Linked DNA regions of Homo sapiens: region 2 is linked to region 1. A link is a loop called in an ENCODE intact Hi-C map of the cell type or tissue named here. Cell type or tissue: breast epithelium. All regions are shown on one strand.

Region 1 (8,000 bases):
GTGTATATAACTTCTAAGTCAGTCAAAGCAAAACAAAATAAAAACAAAAACAGAACCTTAAAAACTCCATCTAAAAGAAGAGGGGAAGGAAGCACTACCACAGGATGGTGAAATGCAAAGGGTGGTGGGAAGCAGCCCACGTATGTCAGAAATCACAGCAAACCCCACAGGCTTAGCTCATCGGGTAAAGAACAGAGACCCCAAAATATGGGAGCTTTTAAAGCAGCCCCACAGTAGTTACCTCACCCAGAAGCTTGCAGAAAGGCTGAAAGAAGCTGAATGAAAATGACTGCAGAAAAGGGAGGGAGGGAGGGAGGGAAGGAAGGAGGGACAGATAGAAAGCCCAGATGGCAGTGACTCTCTATCGCACGCCTCCTGGCCTGACAGTCCACGTCCAGCAGACAGTCACGCACCCCAGCACCCGCATGTTTAGAAAGTGCAAAAAGAACAATGGAGAAAATAAAGATATGAGCAGAACTAAATAAAAATGTTTAACACATACAACAAACAGAATCAACAAAATCAAAAGCTGGTCTTTCAAAAGACAAAGAAAATCAACAATATTTAGCAAAACCAATGAGGAAAAAAAGGGTCGGGCAGGAGAAAGAGCATGTATAACCTGAAGCAGGGATGAAAAACGGCAAATAGGCTGGGCACGGTGGCTCACGCCTGTAATCCCAGCACCGTGGGAGGCCAAGGCAGGTGGATCACCTGAAGCCAGGAGTTCGAGACCAGGCTGGCCAACATGGCAAAACCCTATCTCTACTAAAAATACAAAAATTAGCCAGGCATGATAGCAGGTGCCTATAATCCCAGCTACTCGGGAGGCTAAGGCAGGAGAATTACTTGAACCCGGGAGGCAGAGGTTGTGGTGAGCCGAGATCACACCACTGTACTCCAGCCTGGGTGACAGAGTGAGACCCTGCCATAAAAAAAAAAGAAAGAAAAGAAAGCAAATAATGACAAATTTAGCAGCTATTAAAAATAACAGGCTACTAAGCCAGGCGTGGTGGCACACGGTAGGGATTTGTAGTAGTCAAATGTGGTAGTCTGTAGTAGTCCCAGCTACTTCAGAGGCTGAGGACCACTTGAGGCCAGGCGTGAGTTCGAGACTGCAGTGAGCTATGATGGTGCCTGTGAACGGCCACTGCACCCCAGCCTGGACAACATAGCAAGATCCCATCTTCAAAAACAGAGGCAACTATGAAAAGTACATCCCAATAAATTTGAAAAACTTAGAATAAATGACATCTATGTTAAGAAGAAACACAGGAGGATGAGGCAGGAGAATTGCTTGAACTCGGAGGCAGAGGTTGCAGTGAGCCGAGATCACACCACTGCACTCCAGCCTGCGCAACAGAGCGAGACTCTGTCTCAAAAAAAAAAAAAAAAAAAAGAAGAAGAAGAAGAAGAAGAAACAAAAGGCTGGGCGCTGTGGCTCTCGCCTGTAATCCCAGCACTTTGGGAGGCTGAGGCAGGTGGATCATGAGGTCAGGAGACCAGCCTGGCCAACACGGTGAAACCCTGTCTCTACTAAAAATACAAAAATTAGCTGGGTGTGGTGGCACGTGCCTGTAATCCCAGGGGAGACTGAAGCAGGAGAATTGCTCAAACCAGGGAGTCAGAGGCTGCAGTGAGCCGAGACCATGCCACTGCACTCCAGCCTGGCAACAGAGCAAGACTCCATCTCAAAATAAAAGAATCCAGAAAATTCAAAGAACTTCAGACACCAATAAAAATAATAATGATCTTGGCCAGGTGTGGTGGCTCACACCTGTAATCCCAGCACTCTGGGAGGCCGAGGTGGGTGGATCACTTGAGGTCAGGAGTTCAAGACCAGCCTGACCAACATGGTGAAACCTTGACTCTACTAAAAATACAAAAATTAGCCAGGTGTGGTAGCACATGCCCGTAATCCCAGATACTCGGGAGGCTGAGGCAGGAGAATTGCTCGAGCATGGAAAGCGGAGGTTGCAGTGAGCCGAAATCGCACCATTGCGCTACAGCCTGGGAGACAGAGCAAGACTCTCCATCTCAAAAATTAATAATAATAACTATCTCAATTTTGTAAAGTGGGCCAAGGACGTGAAATTAACGAGACTCTAATGACAGGTGACCATATGGAAAGAGGCACAGCATGGCTAGTAACCAGGAAGAGGGAATATTAAACCACAGTGTGTAACACTGTGTTACACACCCACATGAAGGGTGTAAGTTGACAGTTGCAAGTTTTGGTGGGGGTGCCAGGAAACAGGAGCTCTCTGGCAATGCTGGTTGGACAGCAGCTGGCTGGGGGGATCCCTTGGGAAGACAGCTTGGTAACAAGAACCTCCTGACTTTCAGGCACCCACACCTGCAGGAGGGGTTTTGGGCAAGAAAGTTGCAGCTTGCTTGAAATAGCAACAAAAAGGAAACAAAAGGTCCATCAACAAGTAAATGGATAAGTCAATGTATATTTAGAAATCAGAGAAAACAAATAAATTAAAACCATATGTATCCCTAGAGAAAATCTCTTTAGCCTAACACCTATTTTTTTCAAAAGCAATTTACAGAAAGAGAAATACAGTGTAATACCCATTACATAAAGTTTTCAGCATGTAAAATTTTTTTTTCTTTTTTCTTTTCTTTTTTTTTTTTTTTTTTTGAGATAGAGTCTCACTCTGTTGCCCAGGCTGGAGTGCAATGGCGTGATTTCAGCTCACTGCAACCACTGCCTCCCAGGTTCAAGCGATTCTCCTGCCTCAGCCTCCCGAATAGCTGGGATTACAGGCACATGCCACCATACCTGGTTAATTTTTGTATTTTTAGTAAAGACGAGGTTTCACCATGTTAGTGAGGCTGGTCTCAAACTCCTGGACTCAAATGATCCGCCCACCTCAGCCTCCCAAAGTGCTGAAATTACAGGTGTGAGCCACCGCGCCTGGCCACAAAACATTTTTAAAGGAACATACATATTAAGTAGGAGTGTGAGGACCTTCATGAGAGTGGTGAATTCCAAATTCAAGAAATTATTAGGGTGGGACAGAAACAATATGGAGAGATGGAGGAACAGAGACTTCATTTATTTATGCCATTTTTTCCCAAGTTGAGTAGGGTTTTTTTTTACATTTTTTAAATATATTACTCTTTATACCATCGTTCAACTAAAATAGATCACTTTTTTTTTTTTTTTGAGACAGAGTCCCGCTCTGTTGCCCACACTAGAGTGCAGTGGTGTGATCTCTGCTCACTGCAACCTTCACCTCTGGGTTCAAGCCATTCTCCTGCCTCAGCCTCCCAAGTAGCTGGAGTTACAAGCATGCACCACCATGCCTGGCTAATTTTTGTATTTTTAGTAGAGATGGGGTTTTGCCATGTTGGGCAGGCTGGTCTCCAACTCCTGACCTCAAATGATCCACCTGCCTCGGCCTCCCAAAGTGCTGGGATTACAGATGTGAGCCACCACACCCAGTTAATTTTTGTGTTTTTAGTAGACACGAGATTTCACCATTTTGGCCAGGCTGGTCTCCAACCCCTCACCTCAAGTGATCCACCTGCCTAGGCCTCCCAAAGTGCTGAGATTACAGGTGTGAGCCACCATGCCCAGCCTAAAATAGATGCTTTTGTAAATCCAGTGTGACTCTGGAGTCAACAGGGAGAGGCTAGACCCTTGGGGGCCTCCATTAAGTCTGGACACAGATTCAGCAAGAGAGCAGCAGCCCACTGAGCAGCCCATACACCAAGGGGCGGATTTCTAGAGGAAACAAGAAAAAGGGGCCCTAAAAATGGCACAAACAGGAACCAGGAAATGTGTGCCCAGCCTCACACATGACCCTGGGCAGGGATATAAAGGGTCCAGGCTCAGGGAGCTCCACACCTGCACCTCCCTCTCACCTGCTCCTCTACCTGCTCCACCCTCAATCCACCAGAACCATGGGCTGTTGCGGCTGCTCCGGAGGCTGTGGCTCCAGCTGTGGGGGCTGTGGCTCCGGCTGTGGGGGCTGTGGCTCCGGCTGTGGGGGCTGTGGCTCTGGCTGTGGAGGTTCTGGCTCCAGCTGCTGTGTGCCCGTCTGCTGCTGCAAGCCCGTGTGCTGCCGTGTGCCAACCTGTTCCTGCTCCAGCTGTGGCAAAGGGGGCTGTGGCTCTTCTGGGGGCTCCAAGGGGGGCTGTGGCTCCTGTGGAGGCTGCAAGGGGGGCTGTGGCTCTTGTGGGGGATCCAAGGGGGGTTGTGGCTCCTGTGGGGGCTCCAAGGGGGGCTGTGGCTCTTGTGGGGGATCCAAGGGTGGCTGTGGTTCCGGCTGTGGGGGATGTGGCTCCAGCTGCTGTGTGCCTGTCTGCTGCTGCAAGCCCATGTGCTGCTGTGTGCCAGCTTGTTCCTGCTCCAGCTGTGGCAAAGGGGGCTGTGGCTCCTGTGGGTGCTCCAAGGGGGCCTGTGGTTCTTGTGGGGGCTCCAAGGGGGGCTGTGGCTCCTGTGGAGGCTGCAAGGGGGGCTGCGGTTCTTGTGGGGGATCCAAGGGGGGTTGTGGCTCCGGCTGTGGGGGCTGTGGCTCCGGCTGCGGTGTGCCCGTGTGTTGCTGTTCCTGTTCCAGTTGTGGCTCTTGCGCGGGGTCTAAGGGAGGCTGCGGGTCATCCTGCTCCCAGTGCAGTTGCTGTAAGCCCTGCTGCTGTTCCTCAGGCTGTGGGTCATCCTGTTGCCAATCCAGCTGCTGCAAGCCCTGCTGCTCCCAGTCCAGTTGCTGTGTCCCCGTGTGCTGCCAGTGCAAGATCTGATTTCTGGCTTTGCAGGACTCTTACCATGGCCAGGCATTCCTGCCCAGCCTTTACCTCCTTTTCCTGGCACCCAGTGAGCCAGACTCTCCTTCCCCACCCACTACCCTATCTCCCACCCTCCTGCCTTGCCAAGCATGAACACTTCTCTTTGACCTTCTACCAAGAAATGCCATGGGCCCATGCATCCAAGAAGAATGACTTTCAAGGCCTCCCTTCCAGGCATCTGGAGACCAGCCCCCCACCGCCCCAGCCACCTGCAGCAAATGCCTATCCGCAAGCCCTGCCTGCTGGCACCACATCCAGCACGGACAGCCCTGCAGGACAGCCCAGGGTGCTTGCTCACTCTGCAGTCACTAGGAGTTCAGATCTCTGTCCTTTAAACATCCAATAAACCGCTCACCCCAGCACCCCATAGCTGTCTTGGTATATTTATGTTTATTTCCCTCTCGAGGCAGGTGGGGGGCATCTGTGGCTACACTGGGTCCCCTGGGAACCACACACACACACACACACACACACACACACACACACACCGGCCCTGAACCAAACCGGAGCAGGCAGGTGGGCGCCCTGGCCAGCAGGGATCCTGGATACATGGTGGCGGTCAGAGGCAGGAGCACCAGCAGCCACCTGGCTCAGCCCCTTGCCGTGCAGCCTCTACCACACCCTCTCAGCATCTGGCTCAGGGCGGGGGTGCCTTGCCTTGATCAGGCAAAAGCAATCACTAGGGGGTCATCATGGCCTGTTACCACGCGGTCTTATTCTCTTTGGGCTGATGTAACAGAACACCATGGACTGGCATGTACAACAGAAGTGTATTTCTCAGGGTTCTGGAAGCTGGCAGTCTGAATTAAAGATGCCGGCGGCCAGGTGCGGTGGCTCATGCCTGTAATCCCAGCACTTTGGGAGGCCGAGGGGGGCGGATCACCAGGTCAGGAGATTGAGACCATCCTGGCTAACACGGTGAAACCCCCCTCTCTACTAAAAATACAAAAATTTAGCCGGGCATGGTGGCAGGCGCCTGTAGTCCCAGCTACTCAGGAGACTGAGGCAGGAGAATGGTGTGAACCCGGGAGGCGGAGGCTGCAGTGAGCCGAGATCGCGCCACTGCACTCCAGCCTGGGCTACAGAGCAAGATTCCGTCTCAAAAAAAACAAAAAACAAACAAAAAAAGCCAGAAGAATGCAAATATGACATTCCAGAGGGGATGTATATGGAAGGTCAGCAATCCCATTGCAGCAACCAGAGAAGGCCACATTAATTACAGAACTCAGATGGTAAAATAAATAAATAAATAAATAAATAAATAAATAAATAAATAACTTCAGGAAATCCTACCGTATGTATCTTACCACAATTTTTTTTTTCTGAGATGGAGTCTCACTCTGTTGCCCAGGCTGGAGTGCAGTAGTGTGATCTCCACTCACTGCAACCTCTGCCTCCTGGGTTCAAGCTATTCTCCTGCCTCAGCCTCCTGAGTTTCTGGGACTACAGGCATGAGCCACCATGCCCAGCTAATTTTGTTTTGTTTGTATTTTTAGTAGAGATGGGGTTTCACCATGTTGGCCAGGCTGGTCTCAAACTCCTGACCTCAAGTGATCTACCTGCCTCACCCTCCCAAAGTGCTGGGATTATAGGCGTCAGCCACTGCATCCGGCCCACAATTTTGAAATACCGGAAAAATGTATCTATAAAAAAGACATTGGAGAACTGTAGAAGCAACAAGAACCAGATGAAAACATTCAGAGAGAGCCCTTCCAAGATGAGCTGAATGTCGGCTTCTCTCCCTTTAAGGAATTAACCAGTGCTGGGTATGAGCTGAGCCTCGGTCCCACTGGGGAAGAGGAATTCTACTGGGAGAAATACCCAGCAGGGCTCTTGGCAACCACAGGGGCTGGAGCAGAAAACTGGGACATTTGCAAATTTCTGGGGAGGCTAAGAAGTGAGGCCTGAGGCCTCCGCAGGTGCGCTGAAGTCTCGCATAGCCTTGTGGAGCTTAGTACACAGAGCTTTTCTAGAGGAAGGGGTCCTGCCCCAGGCACAGGTTAATCTGGCCCTTAAGACATTTTCCAAATTTTGAAGCTGCCTGAGCAGACAACTAAAGAGCTAAGCCTGTACCTCAGGGAAAGAAGTGACTCTCTGACAGCCTGTCAGGGATAAGAAGACACGGACTGGCCAGGCTCTTAACCAAAACTCCAGGAAAGCCACACAGAGGGACGATTGACTGAAGTGGCCCAATCCCTAACTGAGCGGGTAGACGAAATGTTCAGCTCCTCTCCCTGTCTGCACTAGAGAGGGAGGCCACGTGCTCACTGTTGGAAGAGAGCAGCTAGACCCCCACAGTCCTTAGATGGAGACCCCCACGGTCCCGAGATATAGACCTCCACGGTCCTTAGATACAGACCCCCATGGTCCTGAGATATGGAGCCCCACGGTCCTGAGATATAGACCCCCACGGTCCCGAGATACAGACCGCCACAGTCCTTAGATATAGACTCCCACAGTCCCTAGATATAGACCCCCACGGTCCCTAGACACAGATCCCTACGGTCCCTAGATACAGACCCCCACGGTCCTGAGATACAGAACCCCACGGTCCCGACATATGGTCCTTAGATATGGACCCCCACGGTCCCGAGATATAGACCCCCCACGGTCCCGACATATGGACCCCCATGGTCCCTAGATATGGACGCCACGGTCCTTAGATATAGACTCCCACAGTCCCTAGATATAGACTCCCACGGTCCCGAGATACAGACCCCCACGGTCCTGAGATACAGATCCCCACGGTCCTGAGATATGGACCCCCACGGTCCCTAGATATAGACCCCACGGTCCTTAGATATAGACTCCCACAGTCCCTAGATACAGATCCGCACGGTCCCTAGATACAGATCCCCACGGTCCCTAGATACAGACCCCCACGGTCCTGAGATACAGAACCCCACGGTCCTTAGATATAGACCCCCACGGTCCTGACATATAGACCCCCCATGGTCCCAAGATATGGACCCCCACAGTCCTTAGATATGGACCCCCACGGTCCCGAGATATAGACACCCCCACGGTCCCGACATATGGACCCCCCACGGTCCCTAGATATGGACCCCCACGGTCCCTAGATATGGACCCCCACGGTCCTGAGATACAGAACCCCACGGTCCTTAGATATAGACCCCCACGGTCCTGACATATAGACCCCCCATGGTCCCAAGATATGGACCCCCACGGTCCTTAGATATGGACCC
Region 2 (8,000 bases), 330 kb after region 1:
GACCCTAAGCAGCCCTTGACCCTTCCTCCTGCCTCTTCTAGCTAAGGGTCAACCCTTCTGGCCCCTCCTGCTGACAGCCAACCACAGTGGCAAGCCATGGGGGGCTTCACAGAAGGCTCTGGTTCCACCCACCCTCCCCAGGGGGACACCTGGACCTGGGTTCGCAGCGGGGAGCTCTGTGCCATGTGGCTCGGCTCAGCCGGGCCCTGGCCTGGCTAGGAGAGCGGCCCCAGGCTTTCTGCCAATGGACGTGGAGAGGGGGAGCCCTGCTGGGGAGCCCCTTCCCTCCTTCCTGGAGCTGGCGTAGGCCCTCCTGACCCAGAGCAGGCTGCCAGCCAGCTGACGGGCCAGGGCGGACCCACCACACGCAGGTGCTCTTGGCACAGGGCCAGGAGCCCACTCACTTGGACGCTCCGGGGCAGGAGCCCTCGCAGAAGGTGATGTTGACCTCGGTCTCGCAGCCCTGGTGCCACAGGATGGTCGTGTTGATGCGGACTTGACAGGAGTCTGGGAGGAGGAAAGGCAGATGTGGAGCCCCACTGGACCCTCACTCTGAGGGCCTGGACTTGCTGGGCCGACCCTCCCCATGGGACCACCCCTCCCATGGCCCTCCAGGACCGAGGGTGGAGTCTGGACGCGGGCATCCCACTGCTGCCTAGTGCAGATGTCTGGGCAGGAATGGATGGGTGGCGACGGGCTGGAGCTGGAGGGCTGGTGTGGGAAGGTGGCTTCCACTTACCCTCCTCACAGGAGTAGCAGCAGCCGGTTTTCCTGAGGCTCCCCTGGTGGGGGCCAAAGACAGGGGGCAGGGCTGTGGGCGGGGCCTCCCTGGTGGGTGCGGCCTCCTGGGGAGGGGCCCACCCGGGCAGGGGCATGGCCTCCCGGGCAGGGGCGGGGCCTCCCAGGCAGGGGTGGGGCTTCCCAGGCAGGGGTGGGGCCTCCCCAGCAGGGGTGGGGCCTCCCTGCTGTGCAGGGCATCCCAGACAGGGGTTGGGCCTCCCTGATGGACAAGGACTCCCAGGCAGGGGCAGGGCCTCCAGCACACACCCTGCAGCTGGACACATCTGGGCAGGATGCAGGCTGTGGGGTCAGCAAATGGACTCCACCCTCAGCCTCACAGAGGTACACGGTGCAGTTGTCCACATGGCTGTTGACCCAGGTTTCATTCAGCTGAAATGCAAGGGTGAGTGTGGAAGCTGAGTAGGGATTACCTCTTGTGCAGAGCCCCATTGGGGGTGAGGGTCTCCAGGGAGGGAGCTGAGACCTGCCCCCACATGCCTCTGCTGTTACCTGGACTGGCTGGCCATCGGGCGTGAGGCAGGCGGTCTGGACGCACTCCCCACAGCACTGCCCGGCCACTCTCTTGTACTCAAAGCCCTGTGGGGACATGAGGGGCGTCAGGCCCTAACCCTCTCCTCCAGCACATGCCCCGGCCCAGCCTGCCCTCCTGTCTACACCCCAGTGGTCCAGGACCCCTTAGCCCTGTCCCTGCCTGGGCCTATACCCGAAGAAGTTGCCCCCACTCAGTTATCCCGGCTCAGCCTCACCCCAGTTTCCAGCACCTTCTCTCTGCCTACCCCTGCCTTCCTGGAACCTGACCTCAGCCCCTGTCCCCAGCAGCCTGCAGGTCCTGTCCCACCCCCAGACCCCCTCAGTTATCCTCCTACTTCATACCCTCCCTTTGGAAACAAACAAGACCCCAGCAATGGCTGAGCTAGAGAACCCCAGGGAGCCAGGATAAGTGACTCAGGGCTGGGTCTGCCCAGCAGCTGTGGGCTCACCTGGGGGCAGGTGCCTCGGGTCTCACTTGGGGGCAGGTGCCTTGGTGGCTCACCTGGGGGCAGGTGACTCAGGTCTCACCTGGGGGCAGGTGCCTCGGGTCTCACCTGGGGGCAGGTGCCTCGGGTCTCACTTGGGGGCAAGTGCCTCAGGGACTCACCTGGGGGCAGGTGCCTCGGGGGCTCACCTGGGGGCGGGTGACTCAGGTCTCACCTGGGGGCAGGTGCCTCGGGTCTCACTTGGGGGCAGGTGCCTCGGGGGCTCACCTGGGGGCAGGTGCCTCGGGTCTCACCTGGGGACAGGTAGTATTGTTGCAGGCATCCTCCTGACATTGCACCGTTGGGTCCTGGGTGTCCCCAGAGAGGCAGGTACACATGTGGCAGGGAAGGGCGCCTGGGAAGGTTGCACCAACCTGCAAGGGGTGGGAGGGTGGCACTGAGGGCACTGGTGGGGCAACAGGGCCAGGACCCCTCCCCATGACCCAATGGGGCCTGCAGGGAGTTGTTCCTTCCTCAGATGGAGCATAGATGCACCCCTGGCTGAGCATGGACCCAGGCAGGCAGGGAGCTGATGCACACAGGGACCACAGGTGGGCAGGGAATCTGGGCAGGCAGAGACCCCATGTGGGCAGGAATCTGGGTGGGCAGAGACCCCATGGGGGCAGGAATCTGGCAGGCAGGAATCCGGGCGGGTAGGAATCTGGGCGGGCAGGCGGGGACCCCAGGCCAGTGTGTGCTGCCCCCAGGCTGTTGCTGGGAGCCCCTGAAGGGACCTCTCAGAGGCAGCAGTTGTGGAGCTCATGGCTGTCGACGTAAGGTGCCCCTGAGTCCCAAGCATGTCCCAGCTCTGACGTGTCCAGGGCCCCTGTGCGGATCGGCCCTCAGGGCAGGAATGTCAAGACAAGGAGTGGGGCTCAGAGAGCCCCGGGGCATCCCACACACATGTTCAGGCCCCAGGGCCACACCCACCCACTGCTGTGCCCTTACCCCGTAGAAGGTGCCATTGTACGAACACAGCTGAGGTCCTGGAAGGAAAGGGAGCTAAGCCCTCGACAAGTGGTGGGGAGCATGTGCTCCAGCGCCCCCACCATCCTGCACTCCCCCACCCCCAGCAAGAGGCCACCCAGGAGCCCGGCCCCAGCCCCGCTCACTGCAGCGGAAGGTGGGACAGCAGTCGCCCTCCTCCTGGGTGCAGATGGACTCCTGCCCTGGCGGGCACACAGGCAGGCTCTGGGGGCAGGTGGTTGTGTTGCACACTGCGGGAGGATGGAGGCCACTGTCTGGGCGCTGCTCACTCCTCCTCCCGACCACTTGTTCCCAGAGTAAGTCGCAGGCGTGCTTTTCCCCGAGGACCTGACCGCTTCACAGCCCCTGGGGGCTCCCTCCAGGCCCCTTGCTTGGCCACCTCCCCGCTGCTTCCCACGTCCCTGGGCCACTCCTGGGCAGGCCAGAGGTCACCAGCCTCATCGTTAGGAGGAGAATGAAGCACCTGGAGGCCATCTCTGCCGAGTGGTCCTGCCGCGGTCACGCCAGGACACAGTGGCTCTCCTCTGCTCTCCTGTGCCCAACCCACAGGCCCCTGGTGGGCACCGGCTCTGTCCCCCCTCACCCTATGCCGGGCACCTCTGCTCTGCAGCGTCTTACCGCACACCGTCTCGGGGCAGCAGGGGTTCTCGGCCCGGGGCCTGGTCACGGTTACGAAGCCGGGACGGTTGCACGGCGGGGGCTGACCCTGGGCGTCACAGGGCAGGGGCTTGCACTGCACCGACACTGAACCCTCGTCACACACGCAGGACTGGCAGTTGCTGACCCACCGCTCCCCGGGCTGGAATGGATCAAGGGGGTCCCTGAGGGCTCCTGGACAGACACAGGTCAACCCTGGGCATCTGTCCAGCCACCCCCTCCCTCGGGCTGGTACCCGAGTGGCCCAGAGTGATGGGGCAGGAAGCGCACACCAGCCACTGGCACGTCCACGTCACACTCGGGCGCCCCACAGCTGCCCTGTGGGATGGGGATGCTCCTTCCCTCCCTCCCTCAGCTCGCGAGAGGGTGGGGTAGGGCAGGTGGGGGTGGAGCCACTCACAAATTTAGGAAACCCATCGGGTCCCACGCAGGCTGGAAAGAAAACAGCATGGCATCACGGAGGGTGCTGAGTTTGCAGGCGGAGGGGCCTCTGGCCATGGGAGGTGCTCTCAGGCCTGGAGCCTGCTTCCCCCCGGGATGGAAGGCCCTGGAGAACTTTTGGGGTGTCAGATGTGGCTGGAGCTCAGGCCAGGGCACCGTGAGCCCAGCTGTCAGTGCATGGAAGCCTCGTCCATGGTGGTGGGAGGCAGGGCTCAGGGGAGGGACCATCACAGGATCACTCAAGGACAGAGCCTCCCTGTGGGGCTTCAGGGGACCGTGGGGGCTCTGCAGGGTTCAGGGCCACTCTGGGGCCATCCCATGCTCTGGTGGGGCAGAACAGGTCACGGGGGTCAGCTGGGGAGAGGGGAGAGCACATCATGGTCCTGGGCGGCTCCTCCCACCCTGTGTGTGCTTGGGTCGGGCCCAGGGTCGTATCCCGCCACAGGTGGCGGAGCTTACGGCAGGCCTGCACGCAGATGCCCATGTGTGCGTTGAAGAGGATCTGGTCCTCAGGGCAGAAGCAGCCCTCCGCCATCCCCTCCAGCTGTGGGCTCTGGTTCCTGCAGGATGACAAGAGAGGCCCTGAGACCTAGAGATCCAGGAGGCCTCCACTGTCATCCACGTGAGTCCCCAGGATGGGCAGTGGGGAGCAGGGAAGGAGATGAATGGGTGGAGTGCGGGGCTCAGGGTGGGCGGGGCTGGGGGCGGGGACGGGTGGGGCTGGGGTGGGGGTGGGCGGGGCTAAGTATGGGCGGGGATGGGTGGGGCTCGGTGGCGGGGCCAGGTGGGGATGCGGGGCCAGGCGTGGCCAGGGATGCGCCCCCTGCCTGACTCTGTCTCTAAGGCATCTGGGAGCAGCAGGGGATGTTTTCCAAGGAGTCCTGGGCTCGGGCACCCCAGAGATCTGTGGCCCACAGTGGGACACCCTCTGGCCTCCTCCTGCTCCCCCAGACCGGTCAGGCAGGCCTGGGTGGCAGGGAAGGCACCAGCCATCCCTGTACTTACCTAGAGTTGCAGGTGGCAGGCTGTATGGGGCCGCATGGCTTGTACACTTTGGTGGGTGGGCAGGTGAGGTCTGTGGGCACAGAGAGGTGTCAGACAAGCCAAGGGGTTGGGGGGGCCCAGGGCCGCCCCCAATCACCGCACAGGACACTCAGAGAGGCCGAGGAGTCTGGGGGGCCCGGGGCCGCCCCCACTCACCGCACAGGACACTCAGAGAGGCCGAGGGGTCTGGGGGGCCCGGGGCCGCCCCCACTCACCGCACAGGACACTCAGAGAGGCCGAGGGGTCTGGGGGGCCCGGGGCCGCCCCCACTCACCGCACAGGACACTCAGAGAGGCCGAGGGGTCTGGGGGGCCCGGGGCCGCCCCCACTCACCGCACAGGACACTCAGAGAGGCCGAGGGGTCTGGGGGGCCCGGGGCCGCCCCCACTCACCGCACAGGACACTCAGAGAGGCCGAGGGGTCTGGGGGGCCCGGGGCCGCCCCCACTCACCGCACAGGACACTCAGAGAGGCCGAGGGGTCTGGGGGGCCCGGGGCCGCCCCCACTCACCGCACAGGACACTCAGAGAGGCCGAGGGGTCTGGGGGGCCCGGGGCCGCCCCCACTCACCGCACAGGACACTCAGAGAGGCCGAGGGGTCTGGGGGGCCCGGGGCCGCCCCCACTCACCGCACAGGCCACCGGTTGCACCTCGCCAGTCACTGCACACTCCCCGGGCGCGGCAGAGCTCTGCGTAAGCCTCCAGGCTCTGGCAGGGCACCTCAAGGCGGCCCCTGCAGTGGTCGCTGATGCAGGCGTTGAAGAATGGGCCCGGGGGCACAAGGTTGTGGCACTCAGCAAAGACCCTGTGGGGCAAAGCGATCAGGACGGAGGGCCCCCAGCCCCAGGGAGCTGCGTGCGTGCGTGCATGCGGGCGGGCGGGGGCGCCCCAGGGCCTGCAACCCCCGAGGGGAGGACTCACTGGCTCAGCATCAGATCACAGAGCGGCTGTGGTGGGCATGGGGTGGGGGTGGGTGTGCTAGACACCGGGGCTGCGGGGCTGGCAGTGGGGGGTGTGCCAGTCGGGGCCCAGCAGCCATCCTTTCTGCTGTCGGGGACCAGCCACGTCTTGGCCATGTCCTTGCAACTGGCGGCAGTGGTTCCGTCCCGCTGGAGACAGTCGTCCCTCTGGTTGTTGGTGCAGGTGCCTGGGAGTGGGGGCGTCACCGCGGGGCTGGAATCTGGGGAGCCTTTCACAGCCCCCACCCCCCTCCCCCACTCATTCCCCTCCCCAGGCTTCCCCTATGCTCACTGGGTTGTCAGGCCCAGCAGCAGCCCTGGCCGGGGCAGGACCCGCCGCCCACTCACCGCACTGGCCCTCGGTGTTGTTGTGGAAGAGGCTGTAGGGCAGCCGGGCCTGGAAGACTTGGCCATTGAAGGTGACGCTCACGCCCAGGGCAGGAATGTCCACACGCATGGTGGTGGTCCCCAGCACAGACACAAGCACGCCGTTCTTGCTGAAACCGCTGCTCACCGGAATTTGGTCAAACAGGATCTGGGGGAATCCAGGGGAACCCTGAGCTGGGAGGCAGTGCCAGGTGGGCTCGGGGAGCAGGGCTTCTCTTTGGGGCTCTGCCTCCATGTGCAGAGACCCCCCTGTGTATCCCCCACCCCAAAGCCCAGATCTTCCCTGGGGGCCTGGAGTCTCCAGCTGGCTGCATTTAGGCCACAGGGTGCGCTCGGCCTTAGGCGGCTCCACAGGCCTTCCCTGCCCCCTGGGAGCTGTCTTGGGCACTGGGCCATCGCTGCGGCACCTGGGTCACCCCGGCCTGCAGTCGGCCTGCCCAGGTGCGGTTGGGACTGGGCCAACACTGTGCCACCCGCAGCCTGGACTCACCAGGCCCTCCTCCTTCCCATGCACCATGGTGACAGTGAGGACGATATCCATGGACTTGTAGTGGATGCTGAGGGCGCGGGGGCAGCGGGCGGCAGCGGCAGTGGCAGAGGCCGTGCAGTAGTGGTTGTCCAGGTAGAGGCTGAGATTCCCAAAGCGTGCATGGATCTCTCTCATGAGGACATAGGTGCAGTTGCCCCGGAAGGTGTAAGAGGTGCCGTCAAAGGTGGAATAGTGGGAGCCGCCCCACATGCTGCAGATGCCTGCGGGACAGAGATGGACGGGCTGGCAGGCTCCGTGGTGGTGCCCTCGCTCCCCAGGCGTCATGGCAGCCAGCGTCACCACTGTGACTGCCGCCTTGGGGAGCCACTGAAGCCCCTGGGGCCTCAGCTGCCTCGTCTATAAAAATGGGTCCAGTGTGTAGAATGGGGTCCCCCAAAATCTATGGCTATCCCAGAACCTCCGCATGTGGCTTTGCCGGGAGAAAGTGTCTTTGCAGATGGGATTAAGGGAAGCATCTTGAAATGACATCATCGTGGACTAGCTGGGTGGGCCCTCAATCCAATGACCAGTGTCCTTACGGGAGACAGAAGAGACACAGACACAGAGAGGGGAGGCCACAGAGAGGCAGAGGCAGAGATCGGAGGGATGCAGCCACAGCCAAAGGACACCTGGAGTCCCCAAAGCTGGGAGAGGCAGGAAGGACCTCCCCAGACCCTCAGCAGGGAGTCTATCCCCTGCCCGCCTGGATCTCAGACTTCCAGCTCCAGGACGGAGAGTGGGTTTCTGTTGTATAAGCTCCCCAGCTTGTGGCGGTTTGGAACAGCAGCCCTGGGCCAAGGACATGGGGAGGAGTGAGAACGCCGTGACCTCTTAGCGGTGGGTCCCGCACGGTGATGGAAGCCGCTGTTAGGACCCAGGAGACAAAAGCTCCTCTGGGCTCCCGCTTCCATCCTGAGCTTCTCCTGGCCCCAGAAGCCCCTGGGCAGGGTCCCTTTCAAACCACACAGGCTGATGTGCAGAGAAGCTCAGCAAACCAGCCTCTGCTGCCTCTCCCTTGGGCTGTGTCAGCATTTTCAGCCCTGTGGACACGGAGCCTGCATACTAACAGCTCTCACGACGTGCACCACTGAGGCCCAAGACAGCATGGTGCATGATGGTTTCCTGAAGGGATGCCAGCGATCTCCCAAACACCACCACCACACCCCACCATGCCCCACCA

The links. Hi-C counts contacts between places; a loop is a spot of excess contacts. Peaks named below come from ENCODE experiments on the same cell type or tissue, not always from the same donor. Only the 100,000 strongest peaks of a DNase experiment are listed, where the experiment ranks them.
Region 2: it touches region 1 in a loop (38-fold over the local background); 11 of 110 quality-filtered maps call a loop at or near these places.

The regions. Positions count from the first base shown.
Region 1 is chr11:1,581,162-1,589,161 of GRCh38, reverse strand. KRTAP5-1 (keratin associated protein 5-1) reads left to right here and starts at 3,879. Exons shown (of 1, transcript NM_001005922.1): 1 at 3,879-4,820. The coding sequence starts at 3,913. The coding sequence ends at 4,749. The region is part of intron 1 of KRTAP5-AS1 (KRTAP5-1/KRTAP5-2 antisense RNA 1); the gene reads right to left. In breast epithelium, no CTCF peak of the experiment used is centred here; no DNase peak of the experiment used is centred here.
Region 2 is chr11:1,253,133-1,261,132 of GRCh38, reverse strand. It overlaps MUC5B (mucin 5B, oligomeric mucus/gel-forming), which reads right to left. Exons shown (of 49, transcript NM_002458.3): 34 at 6,782-7,041; 35 at 6,253-6,439; 36 at 5,867-6,092; 37 at 5,575-5,750; 38 at 4,908-4,977; 39 at 4,362-4,462; 40 at 3,862-3,893; 41 at 3,423-3,603; 42 at 2,930-3,034; 43 at 2,766-2,803; 44 at 2,072-2,191; 45 at 1,291-1,377; 46 at 1,048-1,170; 47 at 740-782; 1 more. It overlaps MIR6744 (microRNA 6744), which reads right to left and starts at 4,528; the gene lies at 4,463-4,528. RefSeq lists a silencer at 797-1,026. In breast epithelium, no CTCF peak of the experiment used is centred here; no DNase peak of the experiment used is centred here.